2 separate regions of the Homo sapiens genome follow, and region 2 is linked to region 1. A link is a contact called in ENCODE Hi-C or POLR2A ChIA-PET data. All regions are on one chromosome and are shown on one strand. Each heading gives the region's core, a stretch centred on a gene start or an enhancer-like site at or near the end of the contact. The rest is flanking DNA. Distances are from core to core; before and after follow the strand shown.

The links. Hi-C counts contacts between places; a loop is a spot of excess contacts on that map. ChIA-PET counts read pairs that join two places held with the same protein, here RNA polymerase II (POLR2A). Pooled maps may share reads with other maps.
Region 2: a loop to region 1 is called in a map with no recorded cell type, with 5 times the contacts of the local background. The contact joins the promoter of DCAF5 here to the enhancer-like site in region 1. A Hi-C loop is called at or near these places in 1 of 37 single-sample maps with no recorded cell type and 5 of 50 pooled maps. POLR2A ChIA-PET finds 5 or more read pairs at or near these places in 1 of 52 experiments (WTC11).

The regions. Positions count from the first base shown.
Region 1 is chr14:68,281,097-68,288,372 of GRCh38, reverse strand. The region is part of intron 7 of RAD51B (RAD51 paralog B); the gene reads right to left. Among named protein-coding and RNA genes, the nearest start is that of RAD51B-AS1, 400 kb to the left of the region's middle. RefSeq lists enhancers at 2,833-2,882, 3,043-3,102, 3,153-3,202, 4,939-5,008. Within about 2 kb of position 4,457, at least 18 of the 41 ENCODE cell types and tissues checked have a DNase peak (open chromatin) inside an H3K27ac peak, as active enhancers do.
Region 2 is chr14:69,149,802-69,157,077 of GRCh38, reverse strand. DCAF5 (DDB1 and CUL4 associated factor 5) reads left to right here and starts at 3,959. Exons shown (of 9, transcript NM_003861.3): 1 at 3,959-4,313. The coding sequence starts at 4,100. RefSeq lists silencers at 3,515-4,154, 4,975-5,024, 5,185-5,644.

The sequences.
Region 1 (7,276 bases), core at 3,208-5,707:
CACCAAAGGGATACATAGCAACCAAACTCAGGGCTTTGCTAATCATGCCATCTTACTGAATTGTTGTGGTTTTCTAAATCTGTTTTCAGCAAAAAGGATAGAATGAAAACATTTCCCAAAGCATTGATTACAATCATCACAACTTGGGAAGAAGACTATAGGTATATTTTCCTCTGAGGCAATCAAGAGACTTGAAAACTATACTCTTAAAATAACACATGAAATACTATTATAATTTATAAACAGACTCAACACAGTCTGGTTTCTAACTGACGCTTCATGGGGTTTTCCTGCTGCTTTGCTCCATGGGAAAGACTGAGTCTTCTGATGCTCAGTACTAAATTTGTGTAAGAGCAATTTGCACAGTGTTTAGGACAAGGGCTTTGGAATCAGACCTGAACTTAGATCCTGGGCTCTACCATTTACTCGCTGTGTGACATGGAGCAAGCTTCATAGTCTCTCTGGGTATGATAATACTTAGCTCACATGGTTCTGAGGATTCAGCTGGATAACGCACAGGTAGTCCTTAGCACAGTACCCGGCCTATGGAAAATGTTACCCCACCACTGTCATTAGTTATCCTTTGCTGATTTATACCTTGCTTGTTTAGCTATAAAACCCATGCCTGATTCCCTTTTATACAGCATATAGGCCACTACTGACAAATAACAAATATTTGCTGTCAATATGTTCAAAAGCAATAACAATTTAATTGAAAGTACATATGCTATTTTTGCTATTTCCCTAAAATAAGGCTTATTGAAAACACGCAACACACCCCCAACACCACCAATTACAATGCAAGACCAGAGTGGGATTCTTGGACAAAGGAAAAGATAGATATTTTTAATGGTCATGATTAGGTCTGAAGCCAGGAATAGACAGAATCCAACTTAATCAGCTTCTCTCGAGGAAGAAGAATACCATCCACCTATTAGAAGGAACAAGAAACCCTATATTTGTATAAAGTAACTTCTGTCTCAACTCAACTTTATATATGAGAGAATGCTTACTCCCAAAGCTTCTTTGCATTGCCCTCTTAACTGTATGCTGCTTACAGAGGTGCACCTGTATAGGAAATGGCACCTCATATAGTGTCACATAGACCTTGAGTCCCATTTTTAATGCCTTCCCACAAGGAAAAATAGGGAGAAAAATTAAGATCTTTAAAAAAGAAATACGGGGTATAGATTCATAGACCACCCAGTAGGTCCTCCTTTCACAGCCAGCAAGGCATATAAGCTAGAGAAAAGAGATAGAGGGGAACCAGTTAAAGATGGGATGAACTGCTAAGGCAGAAGGCTGGGAATCAATGTCATTTTGGTCAGAAGGCAGAGGCTCCTGGCCAGGAAAATCCAACCAACACACACACAACACACACACTAATGAAAATAGATGACTTATTTCCACTAAGTATTTAAAAAGTAGCTTAAGGCAGCAAATACCTTGAGTTAAGAGAGAATAAGCAGAATTAACTGGTCATTAGTCAGAGGATTGAGCCAACTGAGCCCAACTCTCTGCCAGTCTATGTGCCCAATGCAGACCCTCTGCCTTCAGCTGACTCATCTTTCTTTAGCTAGGCTATGACTAGACTATACCCAGGCTACACCTACCCTCTGCTCAAGCTTAATGTTCCTGGCCTTTAAGGGACAATGTATATGTCAATTCTAACTTACTCTACATTGAAGGTTAGAAATATCTTTGGTGGGGTGGAAGGGGAGGGGGCCCCATGAGTAGCCATTTTGTATACTGGAGCCTTCCATGAGTACTAGAATGTACAGGTGAAGAGAAAATTGGATAGCACTGGAGACCTGAGTGGGAAATGGCCAGGCCTGAAGACACAGCCTTTGATAGAAACAGCTCATTTTACCTGACTTTTGGTGGGGGACAAAGAAGAGGGAGTTTGTGGTCAGCCAGGGATAGAATAGGTTGGAATGTGATATCTGGTCCTGTTTGGTCAGCAGAAGAGATATTCATGATCAGCAAAATAATTATTCGATATTTAAAAGTCAGATTTTTTAAGGACCCAAGAATCTGACAAACGCCATCACTGAGATTTCTGTGGGGGCAGCTGAGAGGCAAATTTTGTAATCCCCATTTTCCACCAAGTGAACTGGAGTCACCTAAGACCAATAGTACAGATGAGATAAGGGCATGCAGGCTTCCCTGCCTGCTCTCCTTCCTAAGGCAACATGGGACACAGGAGAAGAGAGAGAAACTCTCAGCTCAGATCTACTGACAGGTGACTTCTCCAGGCCTTAATGTCATGGTCTAGAGAATTCCACCTATAAAAGTAATAAACAAATAAATCTAATATCCAGAAATACACTGAAAGATGGTCAAGATGCTACACTGTAACAAGATCAATCTTGTGATAAAAGTCTTTTCAGACTCTGCTAATAAATACCATAAATCAAGTAGGTCAATGGCTTCCGCTTCTATGAAAGTCAAGTATGTGAGGCAATCTTATATGAATTTTGACAAATTTTTGGTGGTTTTCAGTGGCTCTTGATAACATGTGGTTATCATTTCCGGCGCCCACGGGAAGTTTTGAAACTAAATTTTTCATGGAACTCATGTCTCTGTGCAACAGAGTTGAAGGGGTAGGCTGGGCTAGAGGATTCACGAAGCAACCTCAGGCATCTCAGGGGCATTTCTAGCCCATAAAAACACCTGCTTCCTCCTCCCGCCCACTCCCTGGCAGAAACCTGCCACAATCTAACACACATCAGGAAGTTTCAAAATCACTTTAACTGGGCCAGGATGGCGAGGTGCAGTGATAGTCCGTCCTGATACTTCTAGCTCTCAAGTAAACAGCAGCCCCTGGATAATCTGGGTGGCCAGAGAGAGACGCAAGAAGAGAATGTGGGTGCTGAGTCTACTCACCAACCCGCCTGGCACTAAATCCAATGCTTTCAAAGTGACGAGGCTCTGCCTTTCATCAGCTCTGAAGGCACAGTTAATCTTTTTTTCCTTTTTGTACTAAAAATGGTCTCTCTGCTTAAGGCACAGCTTTAAAAATGTTACTTTTGTATCTGAAGTGATCCTAATTGCCATATATGACAGTGACCTAGCCTTTCTATCCAAACAGAGGCCTGGGATAAGTCAGAAATTCAAGTTTTAATCCTGGCTCTGTTAAGGGTTACTGAATGCCTTGCTTTTAAGGAGACAGAGACCGGAACTTTCCTGTGAGAAATTGTTCAGGTCCATTGAGTCCTTTCATCACTAAGGTTTGAGAGAAAGGCCTGGAGTGGTTTTCCCCATGCTGTCCTCCTGCTCCCCAACCATGACGGTGTCTGCCCCAACCTGTCTGCTGTGGTAGGAGCTGGAGGTGAGAAGGAGACAAGAGGAAGAAAGAGAATAAGGAAAGCAATGAGGGCAAGAGGCAGAAGGAAGAGAGTGAGAACAGGGTAGGTCCAGAAAGGCCACGCTCCCAGACGCATGCCTCTCCCCATCCCAAACCCTTCCTGTCCACATCCAGCTTTGTATAGAGATACCCAATATTTGTTACGGAGTTTGAGCGTCACAAAAACAAATGTGGTTTTAGTATTTGCTGGCTTAGTTTTGCCATGCTCTGGAAAATCAAAAATCATTCCACGATTAAAAAAAAAAAACACAAAAATAAACTTTTATCTTAGCTTCAGCTCAGAAAATATCAACTGTCAGTTCTAGAATAAAAGCTGATAAGGTTTCAATATTCCAGCCTGCCATTTCCATCTTGAAGGACTGCACAACAATTGTTTTCTGGGAAATTCTGAAAGGCTGTGGGGAATTTTTCTTGTGAAATATTTGTGGAGAAGAGGCCAAACTTCAATTTGGCTTGAAGAAAACATGGGTGTGGGAGTCAGGCAGACTTTTATTTCTGGCACTGTCACTAACCTGCTGTGCAATTCTGGGAAATTCTCCTAACCTCTCTGTACCTAAAAGTGTTGAGTCCACAAAAGATATGCAGAGAATGAATGTATAACAACTGTTAATGTAGCAGTCTGCTTAGAATAAATGTTTCATATATTTCACCCACATTAGGATGAGTGCTGTACTCAAAATTCCACCTTTGCATTGCTTATCTTCAACCTTAAGAAATCCATCCTACACAGAACCAATGGCAGTGGCCAAGGAAAAGGGGATGAAGGAGCAACTTGAAATAATTTGTGTTTATGGTGAGAATGCTTCCAATCTTAATAAGTTCATACCTCTTATTATCAGCCCTGAGGAAAACTGTCTTCTGTAGATTTCACTGTGAAATCCACAGGCAAAGCTAGAGAAACACTCTGCCTAGTAGGGGAGCCCCTAAAGAAGAGAGTGGCTCAGTCTGAGGGAATGCAGAAGGAGGAGGTGAAAAAAAATCTCCTCAGCTTTGCACAAGCACACACTCGCTCAATCACAGAGGGGGCTGACGCAAGTAGTGCTTCCGTGCTACTTTTGACCACTGAGTTCAGAAAAATGCATTGAAGTAGAATTGTGTCTGCCATTTGGCAAAAGTAAACACACAAGATAACCATGTGGCTCCCTAAGGCAGCTTTCTCTTTGGCCTACTTCTCTTGGGGTGCACATGCAAGGGGATGCAGTGGAAACTGTGGGCCGGCAGCTACCGTGCCATAGACATAGGTGTGGAGAGCTATGGTTCCACTGCTGGCTGCCCCACTGGCCCCAATGGGCTGAGGTTAGCACGTGTTGGTTCCGGATCTCAGATGGGGCCGGCAGTTGTAAAGAGGCCACAAACAGCAAGCTAGTGTGCTGTTTCCACCTTCAGCCCAACCCCGACGGCATCCTGTCAGTGATCTTGGGCCCACTGCAGGAAATAACATGCACAATTGGTGAACTGTGACAATGCAGCCACAGTGGCTTCCAGTGGTGTATTCGCCAACTGTGTGCAATTTTGCAGTTAGTATGAGGCCAAAAAAGTCTCTGGCCAGCTAGAACCTGGAAGAGAACAAGGCCAATGGTCAGATGACTCTGAGGTTCACATGGATGTGGAAGAAACTATCCTACCAGCCTTCTGCTGCACTGTACGTGTCCTGTGGCCAAGTTGCTTTGGTGTGTAGTTGGGTATCCTTGCCTGCTACCTGATCACTGCCCACTGAGTCCCATAGAAAGGCAGAGGAGGTGAATTTCCAGCAGCTCCCCGAGTTTCTGCTGACCTTTTTAGGTGTTTTTATTACCTGTGGTGCTTTCTATTCATGTGTACTCCTGGGCTCTGGGGATTCCCCTCCCTTTGATTTACAAGGAGGATTAGAAAGACACAGCTTTGTGATCGGTCCCTCACAGACGGCTGGTATTAAGTGATTTCCCCTTCTTAGACTCATTTGAGGCCAAGAAAACAGTTCTGTTGAATCACTTGCTCCTTGGAGGTATGAAAATAGGGCACTTGGGGGAGTCCAACCTGATAAATACCAACATTGATACCCTTCAGCCTCAGCTACACTTCCAGTGGCATATAGTAGAGCGGAGTTGAAGCAGAGGAGTCTCGGGTCCCCCCCAGCCTCTGAGAAACCTCCAGTGGAGAGTAAGCAACTCTGGGCTTACTGCTTGTATTTCTGTGCCACCAGCACAAATGGCATCCTAACCACCAAGGGCTCTCCAAACTCACTGCCTGGAGAGGTGCAACCAATTCTATCTCCAGAGTGAATCTGTAGCATAAAATGGGAGCAAAGGCCACTCACTATGTATTGAAACAGAGGTCACAAGGTCTGCCTAGGAACAAATTTCCAAGTTAGCCACCTCATCAGATATGCTCTTGAACAAAAGTTATTTATTTGATGTCCTCAAGGAAGGGATATTGTGTAAGGTGTTATTTTTAAAAGGAGGGGTGGGGGCAGCTGAAGCAATGCTGTCTGTGTCTGTACTTAAAGAAATGACATCAATATAGACACACAATAATAACCTACAATTAAACAGACTCAACACAGGAGACACACATAAGAAGAACAAGTCCAGAACAAATATATTGAAATGGCTAAATATTTACATGGTAAGTAGGGGCAGGCTTCCTCCCACGGTGATGCCCTTGGAGTGGAGATCTTCTATCATGGTTACTAACATTCAAACTCCCAATCATGTGGTACAAGCCCGTTAAAAAGGATGTCCTGAGGCTGGGCATGGTGGCTCATGCCTGTAATCCCAGCATTTTGGGAGGCCGAGGCAGGTGGACCACCTGAGATCAGGAGTTCAAGACCAGCCTGGCCAACATGGTGAAACCCTGTCTCTACTAAAACTACAAAAAATTAGTCAGGCGTTGTGGTGCGTGCCTGTAATCCCAGCTACTGGGGAGGCTGAGGCAGGAGAATCGCTTGAACCCAGGAGGTGGAGGTTACAGTGAGCTAAGGTCACGCCATTGCACTCCAGCCTAGGCAACAAGAGCAAAACTCCATCTCAAAAGAAAAAAAAAAAAAAAAGGATGTCCTGGCCAAAGGCAGATCACACTTGAGGCACAAGCCCTACTGCCAGATGCCAAACAGGTTTTTAGTCTCTGATACTGGCTTGGAAATGGCCTCCTGGAACACTGTCCAAATGGGAAACGTGAGGCTTTCAGGACTCAAGAGTCGCTAGAGAGGAAGGTGAGGCATATATGCTGTGCACTGGCTAAACCTGCCCAGTACAACTGCATGTGGGTGCTAGACCATAGTTTTTCTCCCTCATTTTCAGGTAGCTATTTGTCGCCTCTCATATGACATCATTAATAAGAATAACCATGTCATTTTACACGTATATGGTACTTTATACTTTTCAGGGTATGTTCACAGAATGGTCTTAGCTGATCCTCAATGCAGAGTGAGGGGAGCTGGGAAGTGACTGAAGCAGCTGTCCTGGGTTAGGAGGGTGGACTCTGGAGTCAGATCCCCTGGGCTTCCAGCTCAGCTCCACTGCCTACTAGTTGTAGATTATTTATTCCACACCTACTCAGGTAGATTAGTTAATGTCTCTGTGCCTCACTTTCTTCAACTGTATAATTGGCATAGCAATCTTACCTATTTAAGGATAAATGAGTTAGCATATAAAGCACTTAAGACAGTGCCTAACACATATTAATATTATCCTTTTACTTATTATTCTATTGCGTTCAATTATTCCAATAGGAAAACCAAGGCTTATAACATTCTCGTTCTAATTTCTCTATTTCTCATGGTTTACCCACCCCAAATGCCCCAGTCTGAAATAGCCTCCTTTACTCTGTAAGTTTCCATCTTTGAGGGGCCAGTTCAAATCCTACCTTTTCCATGATATCTTTGCTAACTATTCTAGCCCTAACTTTTCTCTCACTTCTTAATACTCATAC
Region 2 (7,276 bases), core at 2,710-5,209, 870 kb before region 1:
GACAAGGAGGATAGCTTAAAGCCAGGAGTTCAAGATCAGCCTGAGCAACAAAATGGTAAAACACTTTTTAAAAAATTAGCCAGGCATGGTGGCATACACCTGTAGTCCCAACTACTCAGGAGGCTGAGGTGAGAGGATCACTTGAGTCCAGGAGTTCCAGGCTGCTGTGAGCTATGATTTTACCACTGCACTCCAGCCTGGGCAACAGAGAGACCCTGTCTTTAAAAAGTTAAAAATAAATGTTACAGTTAAATCATATGTATATTTGAGGCATTGATCTCTGCATGAATTAACATCTCTTTTTATGAATAGTGGTTTATTTTAAAGTTGAAAATATTTTGAATAAAACATTTCTGAGCATATTAGTATCCATATGTAGTACTCAATATGCTAAGATTTAATAAAAGTTTCAGAAGGGCTTAGTATTTTCTCAGTTAAAAAAACAAAACAAACAAACAAAAAAACAGCCAGGCTAGGTGGCTCATGCCTGTAATCCCTTTACTTTGGGAGGTGAAGGCTGGAGGATCATTTGAGCCAAGAGTTTGAGAGCAGCCTGGGCAAGATGGAGAAACCCCATCTACAAAAAATACAAGAATTAGCTGAGTGTGGCAGTGTGAACCTGTAGTTCCAGCTACTCAGGAGGCTGAGGTAGGAGAATCACTGGAGCCTGGGAGGTCAAGGCTGCACTGAGCAAAGATCACACCATTGCACTCCAGCCTGGGTGACAGAGTCAGACCCTGTCTCAAAATAAATAAATAAATTTTAAAAACACAGTTTCTAATGTTTGAGCATTTCCTTAGCATTCAATCAGTTTTTAAAGATTCCTTACTCTATCTTCAGCAATATTGGAGTCAAACAAAATAGAAGTCAAAGAGTAAATACATTTCTGGGAATTCTACATTTGACCAGTATTCAACCTATGGTGAAGCAATTAAGAGTTCTTGGGTTAAGCAATTTCCATATCTTTGTTTTTCCAGAATGAATTTCCAAATCAGTGTTTCAAGGCTTCCTAAGTATGAATGTTAATACACATAAGTTTCTGGGTTTAGGAAAGAAAAATATGAGTTTTTCACTCTTCTCCCTCTTCCTCCATACATTCTCTGCAGTGGTTCAATTTACTCAGAAGTAATTTCATTTGCTATTTTAAAGCTAAGTACACTGGCCTTTTCACTATAAATGCCTATATGAAAAACACAAAGCTCATGTGGTCATCAAAGCTGATTAAATGTTTGTGGTATTGCAATTTTGTTACAGGTGTGGTAAAAAAAGTTTGTGGTAGGTAGTTATGTACCATATTATTAGTTTGCAATAAATGACACAAGGGACTATGTTAAATTCCTAGTAAAAGCAAATTGATATTATGGAGTTTCATCTTTTGAAGTTGGTTATAAGTAGGTGGCCAGATTGAGCAAATAAAAAATTCAGGATGCCCAATTCGAGTTTCAAATAAACAATATTAGTATATCTCAAATATTTCATGGGGTATACTTAAACATTCATTGTTTATCTGAAATTCATACCAAATTGGGTATCCTCCATTTTATCCGACAACTCTTAATTATAGGAATAGGAAGATATTTCATTCAGGCTTATAAAAATCTGGCCAGACTAGCAGTAGGATATAAACAGACTAGGTGGTCCTACCTTTCTGTCACTGTTGGTCACCCAACAGTTAAGGAAGTTTCCAGCAAAGTCCTAGATTTGGGCTGGCATGTGACCAGATGCTGGTCTATTTTTATGCTGAGGTAAATGGGACAATTTTCCCAGGAATTCAGTAAAAACTGTAAAGGGGGTATGTGCTTAAGAGGGCAGAGGAGGATGCGTATTATACACTGCCACAGTAAAGGCCACTTCGAACAAATCTCCCCCACCCCAGGCAAATAGGTATAAATGATGGCCTATTAACTGGAAGAAGTTAGAGGGGGTTTTGAATGTGTGGACTGAGTATGCCAAGCAAAGGAACAGTGAGCAGGGAAACTGGCCTTGGAACAAGTGGATTCCACTGGAATGAAACAGGTCAAACTCAACATATCCAAACCGGAAAGCACGACCTTTCCCTTCAAACTCCTCCCCACTCCCTAAGTACATTCATGAATTCAGCAAGTATTAAAGCGGCCACTAGTGCCAGCAAGTACTGGCTCCAGGCATACACCCTTGAGCAGAACAGACGTAGTCCCTGCTCTCAGAGAACTTACAGCAGAGTGGGGAGACTCATATCATCACAAAAATAAATGATTAATTACACATTTTGACATTGCAATGACAGAAGGATGTTTGGTGCTATACATCTTTAATAAAGCTGGTATACTGCTACTAATTTTTAGGTGGTGATTATAATGAATAAACACAAAGGATTATTAGAAGGCATCCTGAGGATAAAACCTTTTAAGTACCACATAGTTTCCTATTTAGGGGAACAATATTCCATTAAAATTCACATTTTTGGAATTTGATTTCTTTCTTTTAAAAATTTATTTATTTTTTGCCCTTTTCCCCAAGTTCTGATGGAATTTGGTTTCTGTTTAGTAATGTTTGCTAGAATATGTACTTTTATATGAAACATTTGCATATTTGTTATTAGTACGATTAATCGTATTGTCACTGAACAAAAAGTAGAAGTAAATAATTTTGTTTGACGGGTAAACCTCTTCCATGTTCAGCCGATCTTTTTTTTTAAAAAAAATTATTATTATTTTCCCCAGATCAGAGATGTACAGCCCATCTTTCAATGATGATTCTACTCAACTGCTCCTGTGCCATCTCTGGTCCAGAGGATGTAATTCCTGCTAACTTGAAAGGGCAAAACTGACAAGTGCCTATTTCAGTAGCTTATTACCACTTAATGACAGAGGATAGCTTCCAGGAAAAGTACTATAATACATCGAAAAGGGGACTTTTAACTGTATCTGGTAGAATTCCAAAGCATTTAACACCCACTAGGGTCAACGCGGTGACTCCCATCCTACTGAAGTGCAGCCACTTCTGGCCTGGAGCGCAGCTGCTGGTTAACAGCTGTCCAACCTCAGTGCTCCCCACTCGAGACCTTTAAGAGGAGCTCACCGAACCCAATTAAATAACATATATCGTTAGTTTCAAATCACGCTTCTTGTGTCGTGCAAATTTATCTGGAACGGAGAGAAGTACCTCGTGCTTCTCGGGACTTCATCAACTCGGTTTTGGCAATTTTCTTCCTACTTCTTTATCCCTTTCTCTTTCCCCCCATGTACCACTCTAATCTGCCAGACGGAACAATTTAGCCTTTTTCAACTAAAGGACCGGAGGAAGGAAGAGTTAGAGAACTGGACTTGGGGATGAGCGGTGGTGTTAAACATTTACCGGGAGAGGGGAAGGGGCGGGTGCGCGAACAAAACCCCCAGGCAACGTTCCTCCAAGTGTGCGGCCCTACCTCCCGGTTCCCCCGCCTCGGGCAGGGCCGGACTGCCCAAGGCAGAGGCCAGCAGAGGAAGGAGGGCCGGAGCCCCCGCCCGCACCTTCCCCCACTCCAGCCGCATTTTCCCCGAACTCGTACGGGCGCTGGCCTCCGGGCAGCAGCCGGCCCGCGGGTCCCCGCGGGAGGAAGGCGAGCCAAAGCCCGGCGGCCACTCGGATTGTTACGCGCATTCAACTCCGCGGAGTGCGGGGCGCTGGGGTGCAGAGGGGTCTCCGCCCGGCGCCACCCAGGTCCCCAGGCGGGAAGCGGCTCAACTGGGAAAGCAGCCGGCGCCCGTGGTCTCCGGGCCGGCCGCCCGCGTTCTTCCGGCCAGCCCCCCGCGGAGGGGAGGGGCGCCGACGCCGCGTTCTCGGGGCCCCGCAGCCGGCGGAAGGGCCGCGCATCGCGGAAGCGCGGCGGCAGCTGAGGATCAGCTGCTGGAGGAGGCGGAGAGGCAGAGGGAGGAGCCTCGGGGGGAAGGAGAGGGAGGGGACCGTCAGGAAGCCGCGAACGCCGCCGAGTGTCTGCACACCTCGCTCTGCCTGCCATGGCTGGTTAAAGAACCATCCGGATCGCAGCGCGGGGGGAGGGCCGGGTGGGGGGAGCAGCGGCCGCGCGTGAGGCCGAGGGAGGGGCGGCGGCGCGAGCGGCGGCGGCGGCGGTTCCAGCATGAAGAGGAGAGCTGGCCTGGGGGGCAGCATGAGGTCAGTGGTGGGCTTCTTGTCCCAGCGGGGCTTGCATGGGGACCCCCTGCTCACTCAGGACTTTCAGAGGAGACGCCTGCGGGGCTGCAGAAACCTCTACAAGAAGGACCTCCTCGGCCACTTCGGCTGTGTCAATGCCATTGAATTCTCCAACAATGGAGGCCAGTGGCTGGTCTCAGGTAAATCAACCCCCTTCCCCTCCCCGCGCCTCCCCGCACCCTCCCAGCCTCCCCCTCTCGCTCTCCCCCGTCACCCTCCTCCTGCCCTCTGTCCCCACCCCCTCCCTTTCTCTACCCCCTTCTGCGGTGGGAAGGTTTGGTGTCAAATTAAAACCATTGCAGGGGGAGGGGAAGGAGAGGATGTCTTCTATAAAAAAGACCTAAAATGGTTGACAGCTCCTTAATTCGCTTTATCCCAAGTGCAAAGTGATCTCTCCTGATGCCTGCCCTGAAAGTGTAGGTCGGGGAGGGGGGCGAGGTTACCGCTCTACAAAGTTTGACGGCAAACTCTTCCTCCGCGTACTTTAAAAGGTGCTGGGGGCATTTTGGGGATGTGGAGGGTGAGGAGGCCGAGGAGCGCCGGAGGCAAGGGGGAGCTGAAGCCCCCGTCGCCGGCGTTAAGGAAAAGGGGTCTTGGGGCTGGGAAGCGGGCGGTGACAGACCCGGACGCCGAGGGGCCGGGGGCTGCGACCCGGGGGCTGGCGGGGTCTGCAGAGGGGAAGTGACTGGGGCGGTAGGGTCGCTGTGGGCCGCCCCCCTCGGCGCTCTTAGAGGCCCAGCACCATCGCCTTTCGTTCGGTTGTGGCCTCTTCTGCGTCTTGTTTTTAATACAGTTTCGAGAGTGGCGAGGGCTGTGGAGGCTAAAGGGCACCAGCCTGAACTTGAATGCGCAACTTGCGAGGCAGGCGGTAGGGTGGGGGACCCCCGGGAGACTTGTTGGCGGGAGCCCGGCGCCCCGCACCCCGTTTCCCGCGGCCGCTGTTGCAAGTGGTCTCTGCTTCTCCTCCCTCTCGCCCAGACGGGCCTGGTTGCCCCCGGGCTCTCCCTCTGGTTTGGGGAAAGTGGCGAAATCGAGGCCGGGGCTCCGGCCGGGCGGTGTAGGCCTCGCTCTCCCGGGGCTCCTAGCGACAGGCAGCTGAATCGATAGCCTATTGCTCCCGGGGAGGCCCGGGCCCCGCGGGCCGCGGCGACAGCTGCCCCTGGGGAGGTGCGCCTGCTGCCGGTGGGGGCGCTCGCCGCCGTCGTCCCCTCCTCCCTGGGGTCGCGGGCCCAGGGCAGGGGCGGGTGGGAATGGGCCTACGTGAGGGCTAGGGGGCGGCTCCCCGAAACCTGGCTCAGGGGAGGGGGGGTGAAGACGGCTGATTGGGCGTTCCTGCTTGGCTGCTGCCCTCTTCTGTCCCTTTTCCTATATTGGGAGGGATGAAGGGGGAACCCAGCGCTGGACGTGGCGCTTAGCTTCACCCAGGTCGGTCCCTGAATGTCTTTCTAATTTGTGTCCGTGAGCAGCTCGCCAGAAACTTCTGGGATCTTGGCAAAGCATCCGTCTTCGCGAGTAACCTTCGGAAGTGACATGGGGCGTACAGTCCAATTTGGGGGTAGCAAAGAGAAAGGTCTTCTGTGATCATTTTATGATAAACCTTCTGGGGTCTGTCCAGAACTGACTTGACTTTTGTACCCCAGATCGTTTTCTCTTTGACTAGGTAGATTTTGGCCCTAGATCATCCTCTGAAGAAACCTGATCTTTCAGACAAAAGCCTCCTTCCCCCACAGCACCGTATAAAATTTTATCAAATAAATTTGAAGAGCAAAAATGGGGGAAGACCTCTTCTTTATAGACCTAGCTCCCAGTTTCCCTGCTGTTGTTTTTTATGTATTCATAAAACTCCCGATGTATTACAACAGAGAAGTTCCCAGACACAAGTAAACTTTACCTACCGAGTGAGGGAGTTTGGGGGTACTCTTTTAGAGACAACTGAACTAATCATGTTAACGGAATTGTAAGTAGTCACACGTTGCCCAGCTTGACACACCTTTATTTACGTATTTATTTGAGACAGGGTATCACTCTGTTGCCCAGGCTGGAGTGCAGTGGGCTATCACTCACTGCTCACTGCAGCCTTGATCTCCCAGGCTCAAGCTAACCTCCCACCTCAGCCTCCCAAGTAGCTGGGACTACAGGCAGGTGCTATCATGCCCAGGTAATTTAAACTTTTTTTTTTTTTGTAGAGGTGGAGTCTCCCTATGTTGCCCAGGCTAGTCTTGAACTCTTGGCCTTAAGTAATCCTCCTGCCTCACCCCGTAAAGTGCTGAGATTGCAAGCATAAGCCACCATGCCTAGCTCACACTTTAAAAAAAATAACAAATTTATTGAGATAATTTCCATGCCACATAATTTATCTATTTGAAGTTACATTTTTAAAAGCACGAAATGTTCTTTACCAGTTATTACTACTTTTATCCTTGGGCAGGACGCTCCCCTGTATCTTAAATGAACTCTATTTTCTCTAGTCTTGGCCAGGTCATTTCCTTTATCTTAATTTTAGCCTGTGAAAGAGGAGGGTCATTTCCACAGAGGAGGCTCTGGCAGACCTTTCGATTCTGGGTATTTATTTCCTTACTCTTCTAGGCTTGTGTTGCCCATCTCCATCAGTACTTCCTGGGTTCCAGCCTTCTTTGCCCCTTGCTCCTTTTCCTTCCCCCCATACTCCCTCTAGCTCAGTTCTTCCTGTTTCCTTTTTATCTACTCCTGTTCCTGTTCTTAGTCCTATCAGCAGGCTATTCCATCGCTCCTCCATTTTGGCTAAGATACACCTAGCTTTTCCTATTTGTTCCTTGAACATAGAGTTTTGGTTTAAAGCCTTTTTAGCTATTTACCTTCCATTATGAGTACACAGCTGTGTTAACAGAAAGTTCCTCCTGTTTGCTTCAGATAAGGAAGCCCCCTTTGGGAGTCCTAATTAACCTTAACTTGTTAAAGCTAATTGAATTTTTTTCTGGGAAGTCCTTCAATAATTTTCCCACGTTTAAAACTAGTGTCATGTTTATATTTTTTTCTTATCTATCTTTGTCTCTCATTAGCAGTCAACACCTGAGTGGGGGAGCACAGTATTCTGAGGCTAATGCTATGTATCCCCAATGTTGTA